Regions from separate parts of the Homo sapiens genome. Here all the other regions are linked to region 3. The links are chromatin loops, found by intact Hi-C in ENCODE. Cell type or tissue: ascending aorta. All regions are shown on one strand. Links, peaks and the distances in the headings refer to the core of each region. The heading gives the core; the rest is flanking DNA. Region 1 overlaps CSMD2 (CUB and Sushi multiple domains 2). Region 2 overlaps CSMD2 (CUB and Sushi multiple domains 2). Region 3 overlaps CSMD2 (CUB and Sushi multiple domains 2).

Region 1 (10,074 bases), core at 1,787-9,786, 95 kb before region 3:
AAGTGACTCCCATTTGTTTAGAGCTACTTTGTGCTGAGTGCCATCACTAGTTTGTTCTCACTCAGCCTTCAGCATGACTGAAGAAGAATTAGCTGCACATTTTACAGAGGGGGACACTGAGACTCAGAGGTTTTTTTTTTTAAATTTATTTAAATACGACCATTTTTCAGTGGAGGAATCAGAATTCAAACCCATCTCTTTGACTCCAAAGTCCGTTCTCTTTCTTCTATGACATATTTTATAATCCTTAATTTTAAAAGGTCTGTTTCCTCGGACATTCACATACTGTGGCAGTGTAAAATGATCAAATGCTTTTAGAAAACAATTTGGCAATAAGAATCAAGTATCTTAAAAAATATTCATTCTGGGAATTGCTCCTAAAGAAATAATCATAAATTCAGAAAAAAAAAAGCTTTGCACACAAAAATGTTCCTTGCAGCAATATTTATAACATAAACAACGAGGAACAGCCTAAATGTTCACAGAAAGAGGAATGGTTAAGTAAGCTGTGATATATCCACTTAATGAATATTTTGAGGTCAAGGGTTTATAATAACAGAGAAAATGCTAATGTTATAAGTGCAGAATAATCAGGATACAAAATTGTACTTAGCCTCATCAAGCGATGGTGTTACAGAACCACTGGGTTTCCATTTAGAGAACTTTCCTCTCCAACCTCTATCAGCTCCTTCCAAATCACTCCAGAGTTTTTAAAAAATAACACTACTTAATAAGAAAAACACATAATTTCTTAATGTTATATAATGGGAGAAAAAACTCTAGAACTAATTTTGCTGTTTTTATTGATCTGTAATATAGAATTTAGTAAAAGCTATGCTTGCCTTTAAGTCCCTCTTATTCAGAAATTCTAGAGCTGCCAAACCTATCACTCCTCTTTAATATAATAATTCTGGAGGCAGTAGTCATATAAGAAGCCAAAAAAAAAGCATCCATGTGGGAAAGAAGAAATAAAATTACATTACTTGCAGCTAATATGATTGTCTAATCTAGAAAATCTAAAATAATCAACTTTAAAACTATTAGGGCTGATGAGAGAGTTCAGTAAGATGGCTGGTTACAGAAGAAATGTACAGAAATCAATAGCTTTCTTATTTACCAGCAATAAGCAACTAGAAAAAAAATGCAGTGACAAATGGCCCTATTCACTATAACAATAAAAACTATAAAAGGACCTAGGAAAAAAACCTAACAAGAAATTCACTAGACTTATGTGATGAAAACTATAAAATTTTATTCAAGATCATTAAAAAAGGCCTGGAAAATAAGAGGCATACCATCGTCCAGGATAGGAATATTTACTGTAAAAATTTTAATTCTCTCCAAATCAATCTACAAATTCAGTGAAATTTCAACGAAAGTCACAGTGAAATTTCTTTGGGGGAAATCTGAAAAATTTACTCTAAAATTCATCTGGAAAAGTAAACGCACAACAATTGTCAACAAATATTTTCAAAGTAATAATAATGAAGGAGGTCTTTTCTGGGTAGAAAACAAAAATTATTACAAAGCTATGGCAAAATTCAAATGATACAATTATGACACAGAAATAGATTAACAGAGAAATAAAATAGAAGAAAAAGTCCAGTTGTAGAACCATGAATAGAGCTGAACTCAGTTTATGATGAAAGGACTATTTCAAATCAGAAAGGACAGGTTTGGAGTTAATTCATTATTCATTTATAACTAAAATAAAGCTAGATCTATAGCTCAAACCTCGTACAAAAATATAATTCACACAGATTAAATAGCTAAATGTAAAATATAAAAATTCTGAGAGTTCCAGAATAAATAGAGAAGACTATTTCTATAATTTCCAAGCAGGAAGGTATTCCTAACCAAGACACAAAACTGAGAAGTTTTATGTGATCAAATCAGGAGATCAACTGATTTTTGTTGTTGTTGTTGTTGTTGTTGTTGTTGAGATGGAGTCTCCCTCTGTCGCCCAGGCTGGAGTGCAGTGGCGCAATATCGGCTCACTGCAAGCTCCGCCTCCCAGGTACATGCCATTCTCCTGCCTCAGCCTCCCTAGTAGCTGGGACTATAGGCGCCCGCCACCACGCCCGGCTAATTTTGTTTTGTATTTTTAGTAGAGACGGAGTTTCACCATGTTAGCCAGGACAGTCTCCATCTCCTGACCTTGTGATCCGCCCACCTTAGCCTCCCAAAGTGCTGGGATTACAGGCGTGAGCCACTGCGCCCGGCCAAGATCAACTGATTTCAACACACACACACAAAATAAAACTTATGCTGTGAGAGACAACAAAGTAAGGCTAAAAGACATGCTACTGATTGATAAAACCTTTTTACAACATATATTGATTTTAATACATGTTAAAAATATACAAAGAGCTCCTATAAATGAATAGGAAAAACAAACATGACCTGATAGAAAAATGGGTAGAGAATATGAACAGGCAATCCAGAAAATAAAAGTGACCATGGACATATGAAGAGATTACTAACTACACTAATAATTGGAGGAATGTTTTTCACCCACTGAGATGGATAAAAACAAAACTTTAATTTGGAAAAGAGTTAGGGAAATAGCCACTGTTATACATGGTTGATGGAAACATGAAATTGGCACAGTCTTTCTGGAGTACACTTTAGCAGAGTCTAAATTTAAAAATAATGTATACTTTGACCCAGAAATTCTATTTTAAAGAAAGCTATCCTATTAATGCTCCAATGTGCACTGAGGTATATTCATGATGATGTTAACTATAACATTATTTGAAATAGTGAAAAATGCAATTATTAGGGAAATTGTTAAAAAAAATGAGGCTGACATATATATATATACTGACATTGAAACATATTTAACGTAGACATTTAAGAGAATAAAAGCAAGCTGTAGAATAATATGTTTATGTTTCACCTCCTATCCTGTGTGTGTGTGTGTGTGTGTGTGTGTGTGTGCATGCGCCAGCGTGTGTGTGTGTAATGCCTAGGCTAATAGACCAACTTAATAATGCTTAGGGAAGACAGTGGAATTAGGGTAGGGATTTAACACATAGACGACTTTAACGTTTTATTCTGTACTCTCAGGTATGCTTTGAATTTTTCACAAAGAGTATAAATTACTCATAATAAAAAGTGGGTATATACTTAAACACATACACACACACTCACACAATACTCTATGAACACAGCTCTTTAAAAACAAAGCCATACCTATAAAAAAAAGAGAAAGAAATGAATCAAAATGTTCATGCATAGAGTTTCTTTATTCAGTTTTTCTCAATTTTCTAAATTTTCTTTAATGACCATGCTTTATGTTTACAATGGAAATAAAAAATATAATACTCGTCTGCTTTTGTGGGGATCTAAATATATATAAAAGAATATACATATTCTTTTTCTTTCTTTTTTTTTTTTTTTTGAGATGGAGTCTGGCTCTGTCACCCAGGCTGGAGTGCAGTGGAGCGATCGTTGCTCACTGCAAGCTCCGCCTCCCGGGTGCACACCATTCTCCTGCCTCAGCCTCCCAAGTAGCTGGGAGTAAAGGCGTCTGCCACCACGCCTGGCTAATTTTTTGTATTTTTAGTAGAGACGGGGTTTCACCATGTTAGCCAGGATGGTCTCGATCTCCTGACCTTGTGATCTGCCTGCCTTGGCCTCCCAAAGTGCTGGGATTACAGGCATGAGACACCGTGCCCTGCCTATTCTTTTAAAATTAAATTTTTTTTTGTGGGCTCTTTTTTTCAGCCCGCATCGCCAAGTCAATCCTAAGCCAAAAGAACAAAGCTGGAGGCATCATGCTACCTGACTTCAAACTATACTACAAGGCTACAGTAACCAAAACAGCATGGTACTGGTACCAAAACAGAGATATAGATCAATGGAACAGAACAGAGCCCTCAGAAATAACGCTGCATATCTACAACTATCTGATTTTTGACAAACCTGAGAAAAACAAGCAATGGGGAAAGGATTCCCTATTTAATAAATGGTACTGGGAAAACTGGCTAGCCATATGCAGAAAGCTGAAACTGGATCCCTTCCTTACACCTTATACAAAAATTAATTCAAGATGGATTAAAGACTTAAATAAACGTTAGACCTAAAACCATAAAAACCCTAGAAGAAAACCTAGGCATTATCATTCAGGACATAGGCATGGGCAAAGACTTCATGTCTAAAACACCAAAAGCAATGGCAACAAAAGCCAGAATTGACAAATGGGATCTAATTAAACTAAAGAGCTTCTGCACAGCAAAAGAAACTACCATCAGAGTGAACAGCAACCTAAAAAACGGGAGAAAATTTTTGCAACCTACTCATCTGACAAAGGGCTAATATCCAGAATCTACAATGAACTCAAACAAATTTACAAGAAAAAAAAAACAACCCCATCAAAAAGTGGGCGAAGGACATGAACAGACATTTCTCAAAAGAAGACATTTATGCAGCCAAAAAACACATGAAAAAATGCTCACCATCACTGGCCATCAGAGAAATGCAAATCAAAACCACAATGAGATACCATCTCACACCAGTTAGAATGGCAATCATTAAAAAGTCAGGAAACAACAGGTGCTGGAGAGGATGTGGAGAAATAGGAACACTTTTACACTGTTGGTGGGACTGTAAACTAGTTCAACCACTGTGGAAGTCAGTGTGGCGATTCCTCAGGGATCTAGAACTAGAAATACCATTTGACCCAGCCATCTCATTACTGGGTATATACCCAAAGGATTAAAAATCATGCTGCTATAAAGACACATGCACACGTATGTTTATTGCGGCATTATTCACAATAGCAAAGACTTGGAACCAACCCAAGTGTCCAACAATGATAGAGTGGATTAAGAAAATGTGGCACATATACACCATGGAATACTATGCAGCCATAAAAAATGAAGAGTTCATGTCCTTTGTAGGGACATGGATGAAATTGGAAATCATCATTCCCAGTAAACTATCGCAAGGACAAAAAACCAAACACTGCATGTTCTCACTCATAGGTGGAAATTGAACACTGAGAACACATGGACACAGGAAGGGGAACATCACACTCTGGGGACTGTTGTGGGGTGGGGGGAGGGGGGAGGGATAGCATTAGGAGATATACCTAATGCTAAATGACGAGTTAATGGGTGCAGCACACTAGCATGGCGCATGTATACATATGTAACTAACCTGCACATTGTGCACATGTACCCTAAAACTTAAAGTAAAATAATAATAATAATAATAATAAAAAGAAAACCCTAAAGACACCATCAAAAAAAAAATGGAAATTTATTTTTTGTCACAAATATGTATATTTGTGACAACTATAGTATATACACTAGTGAGTTTTTCAATAAAATATAATTTGCATTTAAAGTCATTTAGCTTTTGGCAAACTGGAGGACACCATGTCAGACATATTTAATTTCATATGGGGGGATATTTTAAATTGAAAATAAAAATAGGATTAAAAATTTTAATCTTAAAAAAAATTATTGATTTATTTTTCATTTCAATAGTTTTTGGGTGTACAGGTGGTTTTTGGTTACATGGACATGTTCTTTAGTGGTGATTTCTGAGATTTTAGTCCACCCATCACCTGAGCAGTGTATACTGTACCCAATATGTAGTCTTTTACCCCTCAACCCCCTCTCAATCTTCTCCTCCAAGTCCCCAAAGTCCATTATATCACTCTTATGCCTTTGCACCCTCATAGCTTAGCTCCCACTTATAAGTGAGAACATACGGCATTTGGTTTTCCACTCCTGAGCTACTCCTCTTAGAATAATGGCCTCCAGCTCCATCCAAGTTGCTGCAAAAGACACTATTTCATTCCTTTTTATGGCTGAGTAGTATTCCATGGGGTACATATACCACGTTTTCTTTATCCACTCATTGGTTGATGGGCACTTAGGTTGGTTTCTTATTTTTGCAATTGCAAATTGTGCTACTAATACTCTCTATTCTTTTAAAGTTCTGCTTACTTTTTGCTGTAAGCAAATTCAGTAAAATAATTTCTCTTTCCCTCTGAGTCTGGTTGGGTGACTTTGAAGCAGAAAGTGAGGCTGGGCATCCCTGGGCCCTCAGCACCAACTTGAGTGCATTCGTAGGAGGTGAATGACCAAATGCAGACAGGCTCAAGAGCAAACAGGTCTGGTGAAAGGGTTCATGTTATCCTATCAAAAATGATTAATGGGATTTCCTAGCATAATAGTATCTGTATAATAAATTGATGATGCTTGATTATGACTGTGAATGGATCATCATGCTTTGCATCCATCCAATTCCCACATCACTAGAAACATCTGGGTCACAGCTCTGCCTGGTACAATCTGAATGGAAGAGGAGGGGAAAGAAATTAAAACAGAAAGGGAGCTAAAATTACTTATAAGAAAGGAGGGGGAGTGGCTATCATTGAGTACTTGCTCTGTGCTACTTACCTCGTAAGCACAATTTTTGGCACTATTCTATCTATTTTGCAGCTAGGAGCACTGAAAGATTAGTCACTTGCCTAAGATTGCCCAGTGGAACTTGGTTTATCTGAGTCCAGATCCTGGCCTCTTCCCATGGGCCTTCCAGGCAGAGGATAGGAGAGGGGAAAGGATGGGGAAGTGAAGCACAAAGCAGCTTTCACCTACATAGAGAAGAATGTATCTGAACTCTGAGCCCTTTTCTTCCTCCCCAGGCTGAGCTCTGAAACTTCTCCTGGCAGTTCAAGAGAGCGATGGAGGGAATGCTGGGGCACATCTAAATAAAGCCTCCAAGTGGGAGTTCCTGCTCAGCTATGCATGAGCTCTTTGTGACTTCATCTCCCAGCCTACAACTTGTGAAATAAGCACGACTTCACTCAGAGCACAGCCAGAAACATACAAACTTTCCAAAAATATTTGAATGTTGACAGCAGACTGTCTTGCATTCCAGTGAATAATTGGTTTGTATGAGTGTGTGTGTGACCTAAATCCACAGAACTTACCATTCTGTGGCTATACAAAGTAAGTTTCATAGCCCTGATTTTCCAAATCTCAATGGTTAATTGCCAAGCTAGCAGGCAGCCATGCCTTTTTCCAGGATGCTGGGGTGGCTGATACTGGACTTTGAGGCAGTCCTCTTGCTCACTGGCTGCAGCCTGCTAGAAGGGCAGGAGATCAAACATATCCCGATGTGGGGTCTACAGCTGTTGTCTGACAGTGGTGACAGGGACAGGGGGATTACTGTTAATGGGGCCACCTGGATAATGGATTCTTCTTTTTTTCTGTGCCTGCTTGCTAGGACCACTGCCTACACCACAGGTTTCTGTGGATTCACTCAAATTTCAGTGGCTCCCCAAGGCTGAAGGGAAGGTGGTCCTTCCAAGGGTCACTTTTAGTGAGCTGGGTCTCACTCCAGAGCTGCCTAGGCCCCCAGTGTTACAGCTCTGTCAGTAACACTGCCTTTTGATACACGTACACCTGTAGCAGGTGGTGCCAGTGTCCTTCCTGTAATACTCGATCTTTCAGAGTGGGCCAGCTGACTGCAAGCTCCCAGTGTCTGCATCCCTGTGCTCGAAGGCTTTTTTCCCCCAATGCTAGGCCACTTTGCCCATGTGCACAGCAGGCTGGAAGGGCTAGGGAGTTAATAACCCCTCAGGAGCAGCCCTCATTCAATGACTTTCAGGAATTGGTGTATAAATACCTCAGCTCCCTCATTCCTTGGGTGGGATAATTCTAAGATCTGGGTTCTGCAGACCTGGGTTTCCTAGAGTGTCCCTGTGGGATTATGGCCCAGACCCCCATTGTGGTAGCTGGTATGACCACCCTTTATTAGCTACAGTCTCTTCCCTGTATTATGTCCCTCTTATCTGCTAGTGTCACCTGTGCTTCCTAATAGAACACTTGTGCTTGAACCCTTGTCTCAGGCCTGCTTTTGGGGAACCCAAACTTGGAAAATACCCTGGTTCCAGAGGGGCAAGAACTCCAGCATCAGACACATAATATGCCTAGGAGCAGCCCTCTTCTGGGACCTCTGTCTTGTTGGGGCATCCGGGTCACTGACTGGGTCCCCATCTCCTGCAGGGCAAGTCTCCTCTCAGGTATCCTGTCTTCCACAGGGTCCCAAATCCTTTTCCCCCAAGATGCCCCAGGTACTTCTGTGGAGAAGAGGTGCTGCTTTGCTCCTGTCAACCACATCCAACCCCAACATCTTTGAGCTTCCACTTCCACATCAGAAAAATTGAAGTAATTCTTGCCCACCTCAGTCAGTGGCCATGAGGATGAATATCAATAATCGCTACATTATTGAGTGTTACCTACATGTTGTATGTTAGATTCTCTGCTTAATGCTAATTTGAAATTGACAACAGCCCTAAGAAATATAAATTATTATTCCTGATAGCATTGTTTTAAAGCTAAAGAAACCGAGGCTCAGAGAGGTTAAATAGCTTCCCCAAATCCCGGAGCAGAGCTTTGAATCCACATCTGACCTTAGAGCCCTCTAGGCAAACAGCTTCTCATGATACAGGCACAGAGCACCTGGTGGGAATGCCTGCAGGGTGTATGGGTTTGTGGGTCAGGGGTGAAAGAGGCAGGGATTGGCCCTACATGGGGGTACTGGGAAATGGTCTGAGTCCAAGGAGGTGTGGGCCAAAATTGGTAGTAGAGCGGATGGGGATGTATGGTGGATGAAGTGACAGAGGTTTGGGAGGCTGGACCTTATATTGAGGGAATCATGGGTAAGACAAAAGGTTAGCAGCAGCAGGGCCACCCCACGGGTGGTGGCTGGGGAAGCGCGGCTTGAGGCATTCATGCAGAGCTTGAGCCCGCCCTCTGGAGAGGCAGGGGGACTTGGTGCAGGGATATGGCTTAAGTGGCCTTGGCAGAAAGGTGGCAGGCTACACTGGCCGCCCTCCAGAAAGGCTGAGAGGGGGATGCCGCATCTCATCCGGGTCCCTAGGCATGGGATGCAGGCTGTTCCCAGCCCCCATGAGTTTGTGGGGTTGTGAATATTAAACAACTTTGCAGCCAGGTCTTTCTGGGTTATGGGATGAGGGGTCTGAAGCCGCAGTGCTCAGGCATCCCAGGGCCTGGTCCTGAGCAACCAACTCCCCTCTCAACTGTAGCACCTGCTGGCACCTTGACCCAGTCCCTGATGAGATACCGTCATCTCCTCCAAGACGGAAGCAGTGGCATCTCCCCACGCTTCCCAGAACCCCAGAGTCTGGGAGGCTTGCAGGTCCCTAAATCCAAGCTGAGTTTTCTTTTGTTAAGTCACAGGATAAAGCACTTTACATATTAATCAGGTTAGGAATATGAGAGCACATATCAGGGGACTGAAATATGTAGATTTTGATGATGAATTCATGCTCATCAGAAAACCAATGAATCATCCTAACTTCATTATCAGGAATTATTTGATGGGGGAATTGGCAGAGGGGGTAGGAGGGTAAGGAGGGGAGTAGCGAGGGGGAGAGGATTTCTTGGTTCTCAGCACAGACTGTGTTCTCTTCCATCAGCACATTTTTGCAGTAGGACCATTTGTTTCTGTGACATGGGTCTTACACATGGCCACATACTGGAGGCCTCGGTGAAGCTTGAGGACATCACCTGGTGAGGTCACACCAAGATTCAGGGCAAACCAGGTAGAGAGATATAAATAACCCCACAAGTACAACTATTTTTACCATTGTTTTAAGATTACCCCAGCAGTCCCTCCTGTGACACTAACTCCCTGGGTGACTTTGGCAAGTCACATGCCACCCACCTGTGCCTCAGTTTCTTCATCTGGCGAAGGAGAATGATGGCTGTGGAGCAACAGGGCTTTCAGGACTGGAACCAAGAAGAGGGGTTGAACTCCCAACTTCCAGGCTCCCTATGAGCTAGGCACACTTTGAAGTGTGAGGATCTGGCTGAGAAGGAGCAAACATGGGCAGACACTCTACTGACTGGGAGGAGGCATCTGCCATTTTAAATAGGTGATTGGGGAAGGCCTCACTGTGCATATGATCTTAAAGGTGGCACCTGAAATAGGGGAGGGAGTCAGATGTGTGGATATCTCAGGGGGAGAGGATTCCAAGCAGAGGGGAAAGCACGTGCAAAGGCCCTGAGGTGGGAAGAGCACGCGTGG
Region 2 (10,074 bases), core at 334-8,333, 84 kb before region 3:
CTAAGGCACCAGGGGAATGTGGGGCTGGGGAAAGGGTAATTACAAAAAGAGGGACTGAGGGCATTGAGGGGGAAGCTTAGGAGGGCACTGTTGAGCCAGGGCTGAAGGAAGCTTGGCAACTGTGAAGGAAACCGCTGGTGGAAAGATGGAGGCCACGTCAGCGTCCAGGATGTCATTCCCAGCTCAGAGTGAGGCCTGAAGGACACTTGCCCTCATGTGAAAAATGTCACTTGATGGAGCTTGACAGATTCCAATAATTGTGAGAGCCAAACAGACAGCAAACAGAAGTCAGGAAGCAGGCCTGCCTGTGACTCTTCCTGGTCGGTGCAAAGGCTGGGCTGTCATTGCCCGGAGACCTCTGTGGCATCCATAAAGACAACACTAAATGAAAAGGGTTATCTGGACAACTCAGGCCACAGACCAGCAACGAGAAGGACGTGACGGATGTGGCTAAATGACACGGGCCATTTATCTGCATTGACAGGGCTCTCTTGAAAGGGGAACGCTGATGGCAGTCTGTCCCACGCTCACCAGGGCTGGCATCTAGGGAGCTGGCAGGATGTGGGAGCCAAGGCCTCGATGAGCCTGGCTATCTGTGAAGCCAGCCCACATCAACCAACCACAGCCCAAGGCCCAAAAGCAGCCCCAGGGGGAAGAAGCTGAAGCCAATGGCATAGGCCCAGGGCCATCTCTCCAGGATACCCAAGGTCTCTTTCCAACCTCCAAAATCCAGAGGGGCAGAAAGAGCAGAGGTTGGGAGGCAAAGGGCCCTGGCTTCAGGCTGCAACTTCCTAGCTCTGTGACCTTGGGTAAATGACCTCACTGAGTCTCGGGTTCTCAGAGTTGCTTAAAGGCACAAAGGAAAAATCAGTGTAGACTCCTGGCATGTCGTTGGTACCCTACACATAGTAATTGTATTTTCTTCCTTAAAACCCTCTCAGTTCCAGAAAAATCACCTTAGGAGGCAGATCCCACTGGAAGGGAATCTGTGGGGTTGGATTTATATGTGAAAAATTAGGAGGTCTCTGTACACCAATCTGCATGTTCCCAGCAGGTTACAGTGAGGGTGGTGAGGACCCATCACCTGCCTTATAAAACTAGGGCAACTGAAGTTCAGAAAGCTAAGTGACTTGCTGTGAGAGAAGAGTAAAAGCCATTATTGTTCAACCCCGACTTTCCCCATGTGCCCTTCAGGGTACTGCCAAATGGCCCTGGGACCTCAGGGCTGCCTGGCCCAAGGAGACATGACAACCTCTTGCTGTGGCCTCTGCCTCGGTCAGCCTGAAGCTGCCTCCCTGACTTATCAACTGCAGAGGCCAAGACCCACAGGACCTTAAACCTCTGAAAGAAGCTGTGTGTAGCTGTCTGCACGGAGCATATGCTGGGAGGCTCTGGGAGCAGGGTGAGAGGGGCAGGGGAGGAGGGGAGGAAAGCCCTTCCAGGTGCTGTAACCATGAAAGGGCAGAAGAAGGACACAAGCTGGATTTACAAGCTGGGAATCTGGGGCTGTTCAAAGTCTTCTGTGCCCAATTATTTCTTATAACTGTATGAAAGGCCTTGAGAGGGTCAGAAAGTTAACTGAGGTCACACGATTAGTTGGTAGCAGAATTGGTATTTGAACCCAACATTGAGTCCAAATGCTATCTATGCTCCATGGTGCCCTCCTTGGTGTCAGGAAAGAAAATGAATTAGATCCCAGAGGAGCAGAAGAGAAAGAGGGGTAGATCAGGATTTAGAGTCCAGATGATGGGGATCCAATTTCTGGCTCGGACACTTACTAGCTATATTACATCAGGTTTCTTAATCTCTTTATGATAATATTATTATTTTACAAGAGTTTTGTGGCTGGGCGCAATGGCTCACGCCTGTAATCCCAACACTTTGGGAGGCCATGGTAGGTGGATCACCTGAGGTTAGGAGTTCAAGACCAGCCTGGCCAACATGGTGAAACCTTGTCTCTACTAAAAATACAAATAAATTAGCCAGGTGTGGTGGCAGGCACTTGTAATCCCAGCTACTGGGGAGGCTAAGGTGAGGAGAATTGCTTGAACCCGGGAGGCAGAGGTTGCAGTGAGCTGAGATCATGCCATTGCACTCCAGCCTGGGCAACAAGGGCAAAACTCCATCTCAAAAAAAAAAAAAAGAGTTTTGTAAACATTAAATGAGACCATGCATATAAAAACCTTAGTACAGTGCCTGAAACATGGTAGCTCTCAAAGTGATTATACTGTTGAAGGTATATTAAGGCAGGAGGAAGGCAGATAGAGACTCAAAGAGGACAGATTGCATCAAAGCCTACTTTAAGGGTGAGAAATGATCCTGGAGTGGCTGGCCTAGGATCTGCAGAGGGAACAAAATGGGAAAACCCAGCTGGGGAGAACCACGTGTAGGTGAGGAGGAAGCTAAGTCTCTGAGGCTCAGTTTCTTTATCTGCAAGATGGGTATGCCAATACCTAACTCAAACTTGGGGGTGAAGACCCAATGGGGCAAGATGGCATTCCACACATGTGATGGCCTCAATTCAATCATAGAGGCAAACAATGAATATTTGCCTGTTTATTTATCTTGACATTGGTCCTGTTGCCAAAGGGCTCTGACACCAGGCGAGGTGAGCCAAGTGCCATATGCTTTTCCCTTTGATGCTGGTGAGATGCGGTTGGCTGTGAGAAGGTGCTGAGACTCTAAGATCTCAGAGGCTATATTTATTCAACAAATTGTCAGAAAATCTTTACACCTGTCTGTGCCAGGACTCTACTGAGCCCTGAGGATTCAGAGATGATGGGCCAAGTCCATGCTCTGAAAGAGTTCATGTTGGGAGGAGGACTCTGTATTCTAGAAAAGTTTGGCTTGTGCCAGTGCGTCGTAGGAGCCTGGGGTTGCCCAGTGTGGGTGGGGCTGAGGGAGGGCACAGGTCCCAATGCATCTAAAGGTTTCAGGAGGGAGACCCTTGCACAGGCTTATACCAGGTAGACAAGGAGGTGAGACTAGACTTCAAGGCTAAACTTTAGCAGCTCCTTGAAAGGTTGAGACTTCCTAGTTCAGCATTGTAATCACAAAGCTTATCACAGAAACTGGCACAGAGTAGGCAAGGAAAAATATTTGTGAAATAAATAAATAAAGTTTACTAGGAGTCAATGTGCTTCATTTTATGGAATAGATGTGCTTGCCCAAACTCACGCATAAGCCATAACCAAACCTATACGTCAAACATAACTGGGGAGAAATTCAATAATGAATCAATTCATAAAAAGACAAATCATTTCATAATGGGCAGAATCTACTTCCTTTATATTATCACTCTGGAAAGTATTCTATTTAGGCCCAGGGTAACTCTTAAACTTAAATCTATTTCAGAACACCCAGGAAAATGGTTAAAAATACTGAATTAGTTGAGTTCTATTCTCAGGAATCCATGATTTTACAGAGGTGGGGCTCAGGAATCTGCATTCTTCCAAAGAGCATTCAAGCAAGTCTTCTGAAGCAGGGAGTTGGTCAGTGCAACCCAGTTTGAGAAACACAGGATAAGTCCTAGAGGGCATTTTTTAAAGGAAACACAGGGTATTTTTTTTAAAAGTTGGGGGTGTAACTGAGATGGATCAGAAACTGCAGGGCTCCTGGAAACCGCCCCATCTGGCTGCCTCTTCTTCCCTTACCCTGCCTGACACAACATAGAGAGATGTCCCTCTATTTCCAGAAAGACAATCAACTCCTGAAAAGCCCATTTTCTACTTCACTCTTTGATGTCCTTCATAATCTCTTTCCCAAAAGCCTCTCATGCTCTATCACATCATGTTTCTCCTCTTTGGTGCACACGAATCCACAGTGAGCTGTAAAAATCACCGATGCCTGGGTCCCTCCCTGGGCATGCTGACTTATTTGGTCTGGGGAATCACCTTGTCACCCTGCTGGTTCTAATCAGGATCCGAGTTGCATGGACTGCACTAAACCCTTTATCCCTGCACCTTTTTTTCTGGCCCGGAGATTAATGTCCACAAACCCCTCAGCTTTCGCTAAGTATCCCCCTCAGCCATATCTCCAGTGACCAGAAGAGGTATCTAGAGAAGAAAGATAAAGCCACATGCAGGACTGGCTCTGGAGGCTGGAGGCTACAGATAAGGCTTAAGAGGGGTCCCTGGCGGTCCCCAAGTTCACTCCTGAGAGTGGGAAGCCTGTTCATCACCCTCTGATTGCCTTTCCTCCTGTCTCTCTGGGTTTTGTAGGCCAGAGACATAGAGCACTATATGGACTCCTGGTGGGACAGGTTGCTGGCAAATTGATTTCACCCCAACCCCAGGGTGGGCAAGCAGACAGTACCCATCAAATCTCTCACCTCCTTCCTGCCAGACACAGGGCACTGCAGCTCAGAGGAAGTGAGTGAATAGCTGAAACTGACGTGGCTGCAGAAATTGACATCAAGTGCCAGACAGGCATTTGCTTAGCAAATTGGCTAATTTTAACCTCTGCCTCACAGACCAAAACTCTCTGGAAGGAAAGAAACAAAAAGAAAGTGATATTTAACACATTTCTATTTCTGTGCTACACAGTCTCTCTCTGAGGTTGCAAGTTTGAGCCTAATTGATTTCTTAGTCAAAAGAAAAAAAAGCCAAAAAGGAAAAAACAAACAACTGAGAGAGATCTCACATTGCAATCAAACCTCTCCAGTTCTGTTGTCGACTGCTGAGCTTTTTTTTTTTTTTAAAGACTGGCCAAGTGACTTGCATAATTTAAGATCCTTTCTAGCACTGATCAGCCCGCTCTGGCCAAGCAGTTTGCTGATTAATTATTAATCAGACTGAGTTTAGGATGAGTAATCAGCAAGAGTCAGTGCTAATTTGCAAATGTCCCCCAGGAAGGTTATTACTTAAAATACTTGGTGGAGAGGCTCCATGTTAACCTTTGCAATTAGCCACAGGACATTGTAACTGGCAAGGCAGAAGCAGATCTCTCCTCCAAACAAACCAACCTTGGATACCTACTAAGTGCCAAGATGCACATTAGGGGCTTGTCACGGTTCTGCTGGCAATGGCAGGGGAGGGGAAGGGCACAGAAGAAAAAGAAATACGTAAGTAAGCAAGAAAATATCAGGTATTGATGAATGTTTAAAATAAAACAAGATCCTCTGATAGACAGCAAGGGTTACTTTAGGCTGCATGGACGGGAAAGTCTTTTCTAAAGATAGGAAATTTACATTGAACTCTATATTTCAAAAAAACAGTGGTTTTTGTTTTTTGTTTTTTTAACTTGGAAGGAAGATTTGAAGACTGTGAAGGAGGAGGATCCTAAGCCCTGGGAACAGCTAGTGCAGAAGCCCGAGCAGGGAACCTGCTTAGCCCACCCTAGGGACAGGATGAAGAGCACAGAGAATGGGTGTGAGTGAGGGATAGGAGGGAAGTCAGACAGGTAGGCAGTGGCTGGACAATGTAGGGTCTTGTAGGATTTTATTCTAAATGTGATAGTAAGCCATTGGGAGGCTTTAAACAGGGGAGACATGATTTGATTAATAAACCCAAGTCACTCTAGGTGCCATCTGCAGAATGGATTACAGAGGGGTAGAAGCAGGGAGACAAGGCCCCCGAGCAGCCCAAAGGTGCTGGCGGAACCAAATGGGCAGAAGCAGCTTCCTCTTAGGAAAACAGATGTGGGAGGTCGTGGAGAAGGCTAAGAGAACAGATTATGAGTGGGGAGGGGATGAGAAGTCCAAACTGGATGGAAACAACCCAAATGTCCATCAACAGATCAATGGATAAACAAAATGTGGTTTAGACATACAAGGGAATATTATTCAGCCTTAAAAAGAAATGACGGCCCATCTCCTTGTCGCTACTGTTCCATTTTCTGCCTATGAATCTGACTATTCTGGGTATTCTTCTTTAATGGGCATGGAGTTCCATTTGGGAAGGCAAAAAAGGTACTAGAGATAGATAGTGGTGTTATCCACCACTAAATAGCCAATGTGCTTAATGCTACTAAGTTGTACACCTAAAAATGGAATGATAGGTTTTTTTGTTTGTTTTGTTTTGTTTTGTTTTTTGAGATGGAGTCTTGCTCTGCCGCCCAGGCTGGAGTGCAGTGGCACGATCTCACTGCAAGCTCCACCTCCTGGGTTCATGCCATTCTCCTGAGTAGCTAGGACTACAGTCGCCCACCACCATACCCAGCTAATATTTTGTATTTTTAATAGACATGGGGTTTCACCGTGTTAGCCAGGATGGTCTCAATCTCCTGACCTCATCATCTGCCCGCCTCGGCCTCCCAAAGTGCTGGGATTACAGGCATGAGCCACCGTGTCCAGCCGATAGGTTTTATGTTATATATATTTTTCCGTTTTTTTTTTTAAGAGACAGGGTCTCCCTATGTTGCTCAAGCTGGTCTTGAACTCCTGAGCTCAAGCAGTCCTCCCACCTCAGTCTCCTAAGTAGCTGAAACTAGAGGCACATGCCACTGTGCCCAGCGATATGTTCATTTTAAGATTCCTGTTAATATGCATGAAGCCCAGAAGACCCTTGAGGACTGAAAATTTAAATCAAGAGCCACTGGCATCTAGATGATATTGAAAGCCCATGTGTGATTTGTTGGGGCTAGCTGGGAAAGAGAATAAAAGAGAGGAGAGTCCCAGGACCCTCTGGGTAGTCCAAGCATAAAGGCTGGACAGAGAGTGGACGTTGGAAGAAACAGCAAAACAGACTAAGAAGGAATGGCCATAGGGTAACCAGCTACATGGTTTCATAGGAGCCAAGAGAAGGAAATAGTTCAAGAAGGACTGGTGATCAGTGTCATGTGTTGCCAAGAGGCTGAGTCAGATGAAGATGGAGAAACGACACTGGAATGGGCAACCTGGAGGTTGCTGTCAATTTTAGCAAGGTCAGTTTTAGTGACAAAGCAGGGCAGAAACTGAGAAAGAACTGTCTCAGCAATTGGCAGTGGCTGAGCCATTCCGTGGTAGCTGAGTGGGATGGAGTAATAGGGGTTTGATGGGTGCTGTTTTTATTTTGATTTTAGGTGGCAGATATTGGAACATGCCTTTATGGTGTTAGAAGTGCTCAATAGAGAGAACAATTGTGGAATGCAAGGAAAAGGAGATACATATAGTAGGGAAATTTTGGAGGAAGATGAGCTCTGGAGTACAGGAGAGGGCTGGCCTTTGACAGGAACCACGGCATCTTGTCTACAGAAGCATGAGGTGTGGCAGAGAACTCGGCTCACCAAGCATCTCATCTGCTCATCCCCGTTTCCTGGCTCCCTTGCAGCAAAGCTGGACTGTGTGACTGTTTGTGGCCAATGAAATATGAGTTGGAAATTATGTATAGCATATCTGAGCTAGAGTGGTGGAAAGCCATGCTGGATTCTCCACTCATTTTCCCTGTCATGGTATTAAAGAAGGCCACATATTTCAGATGGTGTGGTTAGAATATGGTGCAACCCCCTCGAGCCTGGGTACCCACATGTGTGATGATGTGGATCAGAGCCACTCCCACTGGTCCATCACAAATCTGTAACATGAGCAAGAAGGAAATCTTTGTGGTGTTATACCACTGAGTTTTAGGGTTAATAAAATTTAAAAAAGGAAGTGGCAAGATGTGAGCCTGGGGTGGTTACTTAGGCAAGGGTTAGATCCAGATGGGCCTTGTGTGCCCTATCAAGGGATTGAATTTTAATCTGTAGACAACAGAAGATGATTGAAAGCTTTTGCCTGGGGCTTAGCATGTCAGATCTGCATTTTAATTAAGCCATTCTCGTAGCAGTGAGGAGGATGAATTGGACAGTGCCAAGATGCTGGGAGATCAGTAAGGAGGCTATTACATCCCTCAAAGAAGAAAAGATGATGGGCTGAATTCAGGCAGTGGTAGAAAGGATGGAAAGGTACAGTATATTGGGAGAACTTAGCAATTAATTGAATGTGGCTGGTGAGAGAGAGGGATTAAATAGGGATATTCCCAGATTTCTGGATAACTAGGTGGGGAATGGTACCATAAACTAGGAAAGGACACAGACTGATGATTTTATGGGTCAATTATGAGCAAAATTGAGACAAGTTAAGTTGGAGATATTGGTGGTCCATCAAAGTGGAGATGTCCATCAGGTAGCTGGCTCTACAGTTTGACTGGCTCAGTGGGTAGGCTGGGCTAGGGAGCCATATTTGGGAGGAAATAGGTAGTACCTGAAATCTTGAGAGCAGGTAAGACTACCCTGGGAGATGTGTGGAGTGAGCAGAGCAGTACAGCAAGAAGGAATGGACATCAAAGGAGACACGGAAGGAATGGCCAGAGAGATCCAAGAAGAATCAGAAAGAGTGGCATGGAGGCAAGCAGAAAGCAGAGCCCCCAGAGGAGAAAATGACTGACAGTGTAAAGTAATGCAGAAATGTCCAGAAGGTGAGACCTGAAAAACGCCTTCTGGCATTGGTAATTGGAAGTGGTAGTCTTTGGAATGGGGTAGGGGTGGGGTTGGTTATTTGATGATTATCTTTTTTTTTTTTTTTTTTTTTGAGACGGAGTCTGGCTCTGTCGCCCAGGCTGGAGTGCAGTGGCGTGAACTCGGCTCACTGCAAACTCTGCCTCCTGGCTTTGCGCCATTCTCCTGCCTCAGCCTCCCGAGTAGCTGGGACCACAGGCGTCTGCCACCACGCCCAGCTAATTTTTTTTTTTTTTTGTATTTTTAGTAGAGACGGGGTTTCACCCTGTTAGCCAGGATGGTCTCGATCTCCTGACCTCGTGATCCGCCCACCTCGGCCTCCCAAGGTGCTGGGATTACAGGTGAGAGCCACCACACCCGGCCCTTTGATCATCATCTTAATGTGAGTGATTTCAGGAGGAGGCTGGAGGGTTGAAGAGTGGGAGTGAAGTAGGTAAGGAATGAATGGGGAGAGAAGACTTGAGGGTAGCCAGTGTAGACCACTCTTCAAGAAGCTTGGGTGAGAAATTCCCAGGGATGCTAGAGATCTACCTCGTCCATGAAGCCACCTCATTTTGTTCAAAGAAACTCTGCCTTCTCCCTCCCCAAATGACCCAAACTGTTGAGATCCACCATATGTGAATTTGAACTGTTGAGTTTCACCATATGTGAAATGGTGATTTTGCCATTTCATCGGACTGTCATTGCTAGTTTTTTGTGTGAATCCTGCCTCTCTGGTGAGTCTGTGGATGTCACCCATCAGCCACTGGATAAAGAGAAACTAGGATGAAAAGAAGTACAGACTGGGCTGGGCGTGGTGGCTCACCTGAGGTCAGGAGTTTGAGACCAACCTGACCAATATGGTGAAACACCATCTCTCCTAAAAATACAAAAATTAGCTGGGCATGGTGGCATGTGCCTGTAGTCCTAGCTATTCGGGAGGCCGAGACAAGAGAATCACTTGAACCTGGGAGGTGGAGGCTGCAGTGAGCGAGATTGTGACATTGCACTCCAGCCTGGCTGACAGAGCAAGACTCCATCTCAAAAAAAAAAAAAAAAAAAAAAGAAAAGTAAAAAAGAAAAAAGTACAGACTAAGGGATAGAACTGAAGACTTAAGTCAGTCTTGGGAACCTGGGAAGTGGTTGCAGTAGCAGGAGAGACGCAAACCAACGTGAAACAACATGTAGGTTAAGCTGAGAGTGAGTGGAACAAACATTCATGGCCAAACATGAAAACAGAGACCAGGAGGGGGCCTTGAACATTCAGAATGAAGCAACATCATTCCAGAAGACAGGTCTTGCCAGAACAAGGGGCTCTGGAGGACCCAGAACAACTCCTTCCATCTGTCTTAGCGGCACCATCAGGCATCTGGCAGCTCCTCAAGAGAGGTCGAGGACAGCATTTTGTTCTCTGGTGCCCTTCACAGTCCTGGCACAGGCCGCCTCGCAGATGAGGCACTTAGTACAAACCTGTTGCATGCAGTCAGACCCATGGGGGGCAGGCCAGCTGCCCGACCTCAGCTTCCCATGCACAGAACTTTGCCAAGTCACAAGCTTTAGCAGAGCCGCTGTGCCCACTGCGACAACACCAGTTCACTTCCTGCTCCTCCCAGCTGTGACTTTTGTTCTCTTTTTGAGAGCAAGTTCTCACTAGTGGAAGCAAGGAAGTCACATTGATACTCC
Region 3 (10,074 bases), core at 757-8,756:
TACGTCCCCAGACTCTAGCTTAGTATGTGGCACATGGTAGGAACTCACTCAATTCATGTTGAATGACTGAATGAATGACGGACCTGTGAAGAGACTCCTGGAATAGGTTATAGGAGACCTGCCAGTTGGTGGAGGAAAGGATATCCCTGGCAGAGGGAGCAGCAGGTGCACAGGCAGAGATGACCGCAAGGGCATGGCACCCTCAAGGCGCTGGATCTACTGTGGCCTTGGTGGAGCACAGGGCACAGGGAGGGCTGGCAAAGATGTGGGTGAAGGGGTAGGCAGAACCCAGCTCGTGAAGGCTTTGTACATCCAAGACATTTGGACCAGACCCTAGGAGTCCAAGGGAGTCTTGAGGGACTCAGAACAAGGGATGGCAGGGCTAGGAGCCCAAGAAGGATGAATTAAAGGGGAGTGAGATGAGGAGGGCAACACTTCTAAGAAGGCAGGGTGTGAGCAGAGACCTGCAGGATCAGGGGAGTGGGGACCCAGCTGTCTACAGATGGGCTGTTACAGGAAGAGCCTGATTGCCAGAGCCTCCCATTGCCAGCCCAGCTTCTCAGACACTCCCTTAGGGGTCTACAGTTATGACAAGGGCCCTCTGCAGAGGGAGACTGGAGGCAGGGAGCTGCTTAGAAGGCAGTGCAACAATCCAGGTGGGAGATGGCTTTTTAAAAAAATATCCGATGATTATTTTTTGAGCACTTAGCAGATGCCAAGAACTTATTTATGGCCTCATGCTCAAGGATGTGGGCAATGCAGCAGGTCTAATCACCTGCCTCTCCCCTCCTTGCCACCTATCTTGGGGCATCTCTCTACTTGGGAACATTTTTCCCTGTGGGAAGTTCTAGCGGGCAAGAAGGGAGGAAAGAACTGACATCAAATCCTTGGAGACTGGTTATGTAGAAAGTAATTTCAAAGAGTCTGCAGGAATATTTGCAGATCTGGTCTGTAATCTGCAAGACTTCCTCTTCTTGGGGACAGACCTGGTTCTCACAGAACGTCTGCTGTCTTAGTCTATCTCTCCCTGTAGCAGAAGGATGTCTCGGTGGTCAAGGCTAAAGTGAGAACTTGTGAAGCTGCAGGTCACAGGCATGCTTTCTCCCCAGCCCATCACCCATCCTACTACCTCTGAGGTCAGGGACATCAGAGGACAGGATCTCTGTAAAGGAGAGAAAGACGTTTTGAGGAAGCTTGTTTCTGTGCATGTATTGGGCAGCCTGCCTCCCTGAAGCTGTTAGCCGAGAGTGAACATTAACATCTCAGGGCAGACGAAAGACTTGCACCATAACCAGGGGTGTTATGAAAAATGGACATAGGCCGGGTGCAGTGGCTCATGCCTGGAATCCCAGCACCAAGGGAGGCCAAGGCAGGTGGATCACCTAAGGTCAGGAGTTAAAGACCAGCCTGACCAACATGGTGAAACCCTGTCTCTACTAAAAATACAAAAAATTAGCTAGGCGTGGTGGCGCATGCCTGTAGTCCCAGCTACTCGGGAGGCTGAGGCAGGAGAATGGCGTGAACCCTGGAGGCGGAGCTTGCAGGGAGCCGAGATCGCGCCACTGCACTCCAGCCTGGGTGACAGAGCGAGACTCTGTCTCCCCCCACCAAAAAAAAAAAAGGACAAAATGGACATAGCTTGGGCCTTCCCTTACTCCTGAGTCAGAATCTCATGGAGGAAGCCAGGGAATCTGCATTTTGACAAGCTCCTCAGTGATCCTGATTTAGACTAAGGCAGTGCTTCTTCAACAGTGTAGAGATCACTTGTGGATCTTGAAAGTGCAACAGGTTCTATTTCACTCGGTGTGGGGTGGGGGCTGAGTTCTGCATTTCTAACAAGCTCTCAGGGGGTGCCCATGCAGCTGCTTCTCAGATCACACTCAAAGCAGCAAGACACTCAAGTGTGAAGCTCTGGTTTCCAAACTTGCTTTTTAAGAAAACAAATCCCTCCCAAAAGAAATCTTGGTCTGGGTGCAGTGGCTCACGCCTGCGCTTTGGGAGGTGGAGGAAGAAGGATTGCAGGAGTTCCAGACCAGCCTGGGCAACATAGCGAGACTCTGTCTTTACAAAAAGTAAAAACATTACCCAGATACGGTGGCATGCATCTTTAGTCCCAACTACTCGGGAGGTTGAGGTGAGAGGATCCCTTGGGTCCAGAAGTTGAAGGCTGCAGTGAGCTGAGATTTTTCCACTGCATTCAAGCTTGGGTGACAGAGTGAGACCCTGTCAAAAGAAAAAGGAAAGGAAAGGGAAAGGGAGAAGGGAGGGAGGGAAGGAGGGAAGGAGGAAGGAAGGAAGGAAGGAAGGAAGGCAGGCAGGCAGGCAGGCAGGCAGGAAGGAAGGAAGGAAATCTCACACAGAACCCCAGAACCCCAGTGTATAAAAGAGGTGATGTTAATATAAAAGTATTGCACAAATGGGTAATGATTGCTTATTATAAAACCTCTCAAAGAAAACAAGGCAGCTTTGATGAAGGCAGACGTGTGGCGTTAACGGTTCCCATTGCTATCGTACATGGACCTCAGAATCCATCATATTCAAGCCAAGTGTGTGCAGTAACGCAATGCCACAGCTTCAAGGCTTCACCAGCAGGTCGATGGAGGGGAAGCTGTCCTGGAGGGATGGAGCCCTGGGCTGTCTCCCTTTCACTATGGAGACTCAAAACTCAGGACTTAGCCTTCCTTCCCCATCCACCCCACCCCTCCCTGGGAAGTAGTCACAGCTAAATTTAGCTGGGAGCTAGGCTTTCTAGGGGAGGCGAGAGTGAGAGGGAAACTGTGAGGAACAATGCCAGGCACACTAATTAGTGGTTTGGCAGCTGGGGAGGACAGGAGGGACTGCGGTGGGCCAGGCCCTGAGGCTGCCCAGGCTCCTCTGGAGGAAGGCAGGACGTAGCCACGTCTGCAGGGCTTGGCAGAGAGGTGGAAGTGGTCCATCTGTTGGGAAGGCATGGGGCTGGCTTGGAGGGTGCTTGTAGGAAAGATCAAGCCAGTGGAGTCGAAACGTACCCGAGTGTGAATCCTGGTGCTGCCACTTGCTCACTGTGTGTCTCTAGGTAAGTTGTTTAACCTCTCTTGGCTTTGGATAAAAAAGGGACACTCAATACTTTAAGGAGGTTAAGTAGGATAATGTATGTGAAAGTCCCTGCTCCCCAGTAGATCTTGTGCCTTTGTTTTCCCTGGCTGGAGGTCAAGGTCCTTGGTGCACTGCCAAGCTTAGTCCTGCTGGTACAAACCTGTGCTCCCTTTCAAGCCTCCAGTCTATAGAGCGGAGGCCTGGAATCTCTTTGATCGCCCCACCCTTAGAGGAATGCATGGGGCCTCAGTCCACTCGCAGGCTGCCAGGGCACAGCGACTCATGTTCTGGTGGAAGGAGCAGTCACTCTCTGCTCTGAGCTGTTTCCCTTGTCCAACCCCTGAGCATCAGTTAGCACCCTGGATGGAGATGCTCCATTAATAAGTCTGACTGCCCCAACCCAGGGAGCTCCTTGAGGGCAGAGGTGGCACCTCATTCACCTTGGCACCACCCCAGTCCAGCCCAATGCCTGCCGCAGAGCTGGCAGCAGCCAGGATTACTAGAATGACAGCAGCCAGTTCCTTTCCTCTTTACATATTTATGCCCAATAATCCCTTCACCTTGAAGCTTTCCACTCAGCTCCGGCTTCTGGGGATACAAGGCTCAGGCCCTTGCAGCAACACCCTCCTACCTCTACTCTCTCAATCCATGTCTTTCTGTACCTCTCCAGCGCTGCTGAAAGCTTGCCTTCTGCAGGAAATCCTCCCTCCTTGGGTAGGCAGGGGAAGGGAAGGGAAGCTAACACGTAACATCCTTGGCATAGCAAGGAGTCCTCACATTGCCCCTAGAAGGGATGTATCCTTGCCATGCCCATTTTACAGCTGAAGAAACTGAGGCTCAGAGAAGCATGAAATCTTGTGACAGAGCGAGTAGGTAGAGCCAGGCATCCAGCCTGGGCCTGCTTGTTCTCAGTGCCCTCCCCAGAGCTGGCTGCCTTCATGCTTCCCTGCCAGGCCATGACTCAGACTGTTCCCTAATCCCAGTTCCTCTCAGAACTTCTGGCCTCTGTCTGTGCTGTATTTGCTAATAGCTTAAAGTCCTTCCAAGTCTGCTCTCCTGGCTTCAACCCCAAGCTGCCACAGTCTCTCAGACAGGGCTCCTGACTAGCTTCTCTTCTCCAAATGGGACACCTGGAGCGTAACTCAGGGCACTGGGCATGAAGGTAAACAGACCTCTGTCAGCATGGACTCCAGGGCTCCTTTCCTCCTCTGTTCTGGGACCAAGGCACGGACATGCAGCCCCTGATTGCAATGTGGCACAGTAGGTGCAAGCATCTGGAGGAGGTGAGAAAGGCAGCATCCTTCTCGTGTGTGTGTGTAAGGCTTGCAGGAGGGGCTGCAGGGTCTGCTGGCTCCAGGTTGCAGGTAGAAGATACTAGCCATGGCCGATGGCACAGCAGGGATGGGGGCTTAGCCAGGCATTGGAACCCCTCTGCCCAGAGGGGCTAAGTTCATCAAGTAGCCAATGAATGCACAGACCTTTATCCCCCAGTAGAAGACAGCCTTGAATGGTAGACTCTGGAGACACACAGGCCTGCATTCAAGTCCTTGTTCTTCCACTACCTAATTCCATAACCTTGGACAATTCCCTTATCTATAAAACAAGTAATGATACCCCCTATGCTATAGGTATGTTAAAGGATATTAGGATCAACTAACATTTACCAATCACATGGTATTACACTATTCTATGTGCTATACACATACCAGATAATTTAATCCGCATAATACCCCAGAAGGTAAATTTATTACTATCAACATTTAGCAGAGGAATATAGAGTTGAGTTGACTTGCCCAAGGTCACCCTGCTCGCAAGTGCTACTGCTAAAGTTTTAACCCAGGGAGTTGGGCATCAGAACTCAATGTCCTAACCAGTATATTAAACATTTAGTAGCACGCCAGGCAAAAGTCTGACACAGAGCAAGTATTTGTTTAGATACCTCCCAGGAGCATCTCTTCCATCTCTGCTGTCAATTATAATTCCTCTGTGGATAAATTGCAAGGCTTGACCTCCCACCCAGATCTCCTTCATGAGCTTCAGACCTTCAAGTGAAATTAAGTCCTAGACATTTCTACCAGGAGCACCTCACCCTTGCCGTGCCTCCAAACAGACTCTTCATCACTTTACCCATGCACTCACCTATTCCAGACCTGCTCTTCCTCCTGTGTCCCCTAAAATCAGTAGCACCACCATGCCCCTGTGTTCAAGTTAGAAACCTGGATCATCCAACATTCTTTCTCCCAGCCCCCACATCTCCACTGCTTTAATTCACACCTGCATCATATCTCACCCGACCTATTGCAACAGTCTCCTAGGATAAACTCTCCTTGTCTCCCATTCCTCACTCCCCCAAATCCAGTAGCTTTAGCCATTCATGGAGCTCTCCTGTCTGCAGAGCAAACACTTCATGTACCAAGTGCATTTAAGACTTTTCTTGAGCTGGCTCCTGCTGAAGCCGTAACTCAGGTCCATTCATTTGTTCATCTCTGTCTCCCCAGAGTCTAGCGCAGTGCCAAGCACACTTACTGGGCTTAATACATACCTTTTAATTAAAGAAATGAATGAAGGAGTGAAATCTGCGAAAGTCACTCCCTGCTGTCAGATGCAGCTTTGTGAGCAGTGGCTGGAGTAGCCAGGACATGGAGGAGACCCGAGTGACATGTGATGGCACATGAGCTCTGCAGAGGGCCCTTGTCACAACTGTAGACCCCTAAGGGAGTGTCTGAGAAGCTGGGCTGGGAATGGGAGGCTCTGGCAATCAGTCTGTCCCCTTAACAGCCCATCTGCAGAGAGCCAGGCCCTCACATCCCCCACCCTGCAGGTCTCTGCTCAAACGCTGTCTTCTTAGAAATGTTGCCCTCTCTGTTTCATTCTGGAATGTCCTGCCACTCTCTGTTTCCTAACCCTATTTTAGTTATCTTTCTAGGGCCAGGTCTACTATTATTATTTTGGGTTAAGTTGTTGTCTCCTGTGGCTAAGCCACGGTCTCCATGAGAGCAGGGACTTGTTCCACTTTATTCAGGACTGATGCCCAGCAATTAAAACAACACCTGACATGTCACAGAAACTCAACAAATACTTGTTGATGGAAAAAAAAAATACTAAGACAAGGAGGGGATGCTGATAGGGAATCAATCATGTTGTATCGGCATCTTATTCAAAATACGATCTGCTAATAGCCTTTTCAACCAATGATGCTAGAACAACTGAATATTCACACAGGGAAAAAATGAACCTCAACTCTCACTTCACCCCATACACAAATATTAACACAAAAGGAATCATACAACTGAGTGTATATACAAGCTAGAACTATAACACTTCCAGAAGAAAACAAGAGAAAACCTTCATGGCTTTGGGACAGGTAAAAATCTCTCTCTCTCTCCATATATATATATATATATATATATATATATATATATATATATATATATATATATATGGATGCATAAACAAATTATAGTATATTAATATATATGAATTATATAGAAATAAAACACACATATATATGTAATCTTATAACTCACTAATAAGACAAATAATTCAATTTAAAAATGGGCAGAAACTTGAATAGATGATTTCCAAATGGTCAATAAACAGGTGAAAAAATGTTTATCCTCATTAGCCATCAGGGAAATGAAAATTAAAACCACAATGAGATACCACCACATACCCATTAGAATGGTTACAATGTAAAAGAATAAAGATACCAAGTTTCAGCAAGGGCATGTCCACCATACATGGCTGATGGGAATGCAAAATGGTATAACTACTTTGGAAAACAGTTGAGCAGTATTTTATGTAAACATACACTTACCACACAACCTAGTAATTTCATTCCTAAGAATTTACCCAGAGGAAATGAAACATATAATCACACAAAGACTTATATTTCAATGTTCATTCACAGCAGGTTTACTTATAATGACCCCAAACCAATGACCCAAACTTTCACCAAAAGGATATTTGGATGGATAAAGAAATTATGGTATATTAATAAAACTGAATAGTTTTCAGCAGTAAAAAAAATGAATGAACTCCTGATACACATGACAACACATGAACTAATCTCATCACTGTTATACTGAAAAAAGTCAGACACAAGAGTATATATTGTATGATTACACTGTACGATTTTGCTATGTGAAACTCTAGGAAAGACAAATCTAATCTGACGTGACAGAAAGCAGATCAGTTACCTGCGGTCAGGGATGGGAGGAGAATGACTAAGAACCGGCACAAAGAAACTTTTGGGGGCGATGGAGATGTTTATGTCTTGATTGTGGTGGTAGCTAGATGGATGCATGAACTTGTGAAAACGCACCAAACTGTACACTCCAAAATGGTGTATTTTATTGTATATTAATTACATATCAATAAGAGTGATTTAAAAAAGACTTTGGGAGGCTGAGGCTGGCAGATCACCTGAGGTCCGGCATTCGAGACCAGCCTGGCCAACATGGCGAAACCCCATCTCTACTACAAATACAAAAAATTAGCCTGGCATGGTGGCCTGCGCCTGTAATCTCAACTACTCAGGAGGCTGAGGCAGGAGAATCACCTGAACCTGGGAGGCGGATGTTGCAGTGAGCTGAGATCGTGCCACTGCACTCCAGCCTGGACGACAAGAGTGAAATTCCATTTCAAAAAAAAATTTAGACTAGGTATCAAAAAAAGTGATAGGATGTAGTAGTAATGTAAGATATGTAGTAGTCAGAAGTCCAAAGATCTATTCATGGGCTGTGAGCTCACTCCTGGAAATGGAGTTAGAACCAATTAAACAGTTATTTAATTGGAATTAATGAGGATTCACCCCATTTAAGGTGATGAGAGTGTTGCACGAAACACATTACTCTCCCCTCACCCCACACTTTCTGCACGTGGAAAGCCCGGTTCTGATAGGCCTATCTCCTCACACTCTTTGCTGCTCTGGGGCTGTCTCTTCCACACCCTGGGGAGAGGCTATGAAGAGGAGAATCAGTCACCCCAAACTCAAGGGACTTGGGAAAAACAATGGGCTCTTCTATCAGACCTATCTTGATCCAAACTTCAGCTCTGCCAAGTCACTTGATCTCTTCGTACCTTACATTCTTAAATCTAAAAATCTAAGACATTTAAACAGTGCCAGCCTTAGGTTGAGGCCAGGGGTGAGCCTACTGAGCTCACCCAGTTACCTCCTACCCTTTCCTGTCTCCTCCAGATTAGGGTTGCCAGATAAAATATACAATCCCAGCTAAATCTGATTTTGGATAAAAATGAATAATGTTTTAGTGTAAGTAAATATTGCATGGGTCATACTTATAATAGAATATCGTATGGGACATATTTATGGTAAAATAGTGTTTGTTATTTATGTGAAAATCAAACTTAACTGGGTGTTTTGGGTTTTTTTTTTTTTCCTCTTTTTTAGAGACAGGGCCTCTGTCTGTTGCCCAGACTGGAGTACAGAGGCATAATCTTAGATCACTGCAGCCTAGAACTCCTGGGCTTAAGCGATCCTCCCAAGTAGCTAGGACTACAGGCACTCCCCACCATGTCTGGTTGATATTTTTCATTTTTTGTAGAGACAGGGTCTTGCTATGTTTTCCCAGCTGGCATGGAACTCCTGGCCTCAAGCAATCCTCCTGCCTCAGCCTCCCAAAGTGCTGGGATTACAGGCATCAGCCACCTCCCATGGCTGTGTCCTGTACTTCCAATTGGAACATCTGGCAACCTGATTCCAGGTGGCTCCTGATACACAGTCCTTGAATCTTTAGGGTTCCAGAGAACACTGAAACCTTTTAGTTTACCGCTGTACATCCTACATGAACTTGAAAGTGTGGGCTAGAAAATCTTGGAAATTCTTCCATCGAAATTGAGAAGAGAAATGGAACAGGTGGAGTAGAACCCAGCAACAGCCATAGTCATAGGTTTCCCTGCCTCAGCCAGCTTTGCAACAGGATCAAAGTCAGCTTACTCCAGGAGTGCATGCAATTAAAAAATCCCCCTGAAAGGGAGCCAAAGGAAGACACGGTCTTGCTGTTCTGCAGAGGAATACTGGATCTGGTGAAACACCACGGGGAGTCAGAAAACAGCTCTAGGCAGAGGGACCTTGGGCAAGTCATTTAAGCTATCTGTCTCTGACTCAATAAAATAGGCCTCAAAACAAACTTAAAATACAAATTACAGAGTAGGAAAAGACAGCCATAACATATATAATGGACAACACAGTGATACCAAGAATATATTAAGTGGTCCAAGTCAATAAAAAAAAAGCAAATACCCAACAGAAAAAAAATGGGCAGGAGATATGAACAGGTAATCCACTTGAAAAAAAAATCACAAACACAAATGGAGGATAAGTATATGAAAAGAGGCACCGTGTTGCTAATCAGGAAAATGCAAATCAAAACAATGAGATAGCATTATTTGACAATCAGATTGGCAGAAATGAAAAAGCCTGATAAAATCTAATGTTGGGAGAGGGTAGGGGAATCAACCCAGGTGGTTAGTGGGAGTGTAAACAAGCTTTGGAGAAGACAGTCTCACAATAACAAAATTACAGCCCACATAGTCTTTGATGCAAAAATTCCACTCCTCACTTTCCATCTGACAGACATTCGTATATAAGCTCATAAAAGTGCATTGATGATGGTACTCATGACAGTACGGCTCACTGAAGCCTCGACCTCCCACCTCAGCCTCCTGGGTAGCTGGGACTATAGGCGTGCGCCACCATGTTCACCAGGCTCACCATGCCCTTCTACTTCTTTGTATTTTTAGTAGAGATGAGGTTTTGCCATGTTGCCCAGGCTGTTCTTGAACTCCTGGGCTCAAGCAATGCACCCACTTCAGCACCTCAGCCTCCCAAAGTGTTGGGATTACAGGCGTGAGTCACTGCACCCAGCCCTAGCATGGCTTTTTTAACAGAGATCACTGGAAGCAACTTCAATGTCCATCAATAAAATGTTAGATAACTCGGCCGGGTGTGGTGGCTCACGCCTGTAATCCCAGCACTTT

Evidence for each region. Hi-C counts contacts between places; a loop is a spot of excess contacts. Peaks named below come from ENCODE experiments on the same cell type or tissue, not always from the same donor. Only the 100,000 strongest peaks of a DNase experiment are listed, where the experiment ranks them.
Region 1: it touches region 3 in a loop (4-fold over the local background); 5 of 110 quality-filtered maps call a loop at or near these places.
Region 2: it touches region 3 in a loop (4-fold over the local background); 5 of 110 quality-filtered maps call a loop at or near these places.

What each region holds. Positions count from the first base shown.
Region 1 is chr1:33,886,846-33,896,919 of GRCh38, forward strand. The region is part of intron 5 of CSMD2 (CUB and Sushi multiple domains 2); the gene reads right to left. Among named protein-coding and RNA genes, the nearest start is that of CSMD2-AS1, 23 kb to the left of the region's middle. In ascending aorta, for the core only: no CTCF peak of the experiment used is centred there; a DNase peak (open chromatin) is centred at 6,706; H3K27ac peaks cover 3,598 bases.
Region 2 is chr1:33,898,652-33,908,725 of GRCh38, forward strand. All of the region lies in intron 5 of CSMD2 (CUB and Sushi multiple domains 2), which reads right to left. Among named protein-coding and RNA genes, the nearest start is that of CSMD2-AS1, 35 kb to the left of the region's middle. In ascending aorta, for the core only: no CTCF peak of the experiment used is centred there; a DNase peak (open chromatin) is centred at 4,384; H3K4me3 peaks cover 304 bases; H3K27ac peaks cover 2,322 bases.
Region 3 is chr1:33,982,553-33,992,626 of GRCh38, forward strand. The region is part of intron 3 of CSMD2 (CUB and Sushi multiple domains 2); the gene reads right to left. Among named protein-coding and RNA genes, the nearest start is that of CSMD2-AS1, 120 kb to the left of the region's middle. In ascending aorta, for the core only: no CTCF peak of the experiment used is centred there; DNase peaks (open chromatin) are centred at 2,779, 3,309 and 4,029; H3K4me3 peaks cover 314 bases; H3K27ac peaks cover 2,874 bases.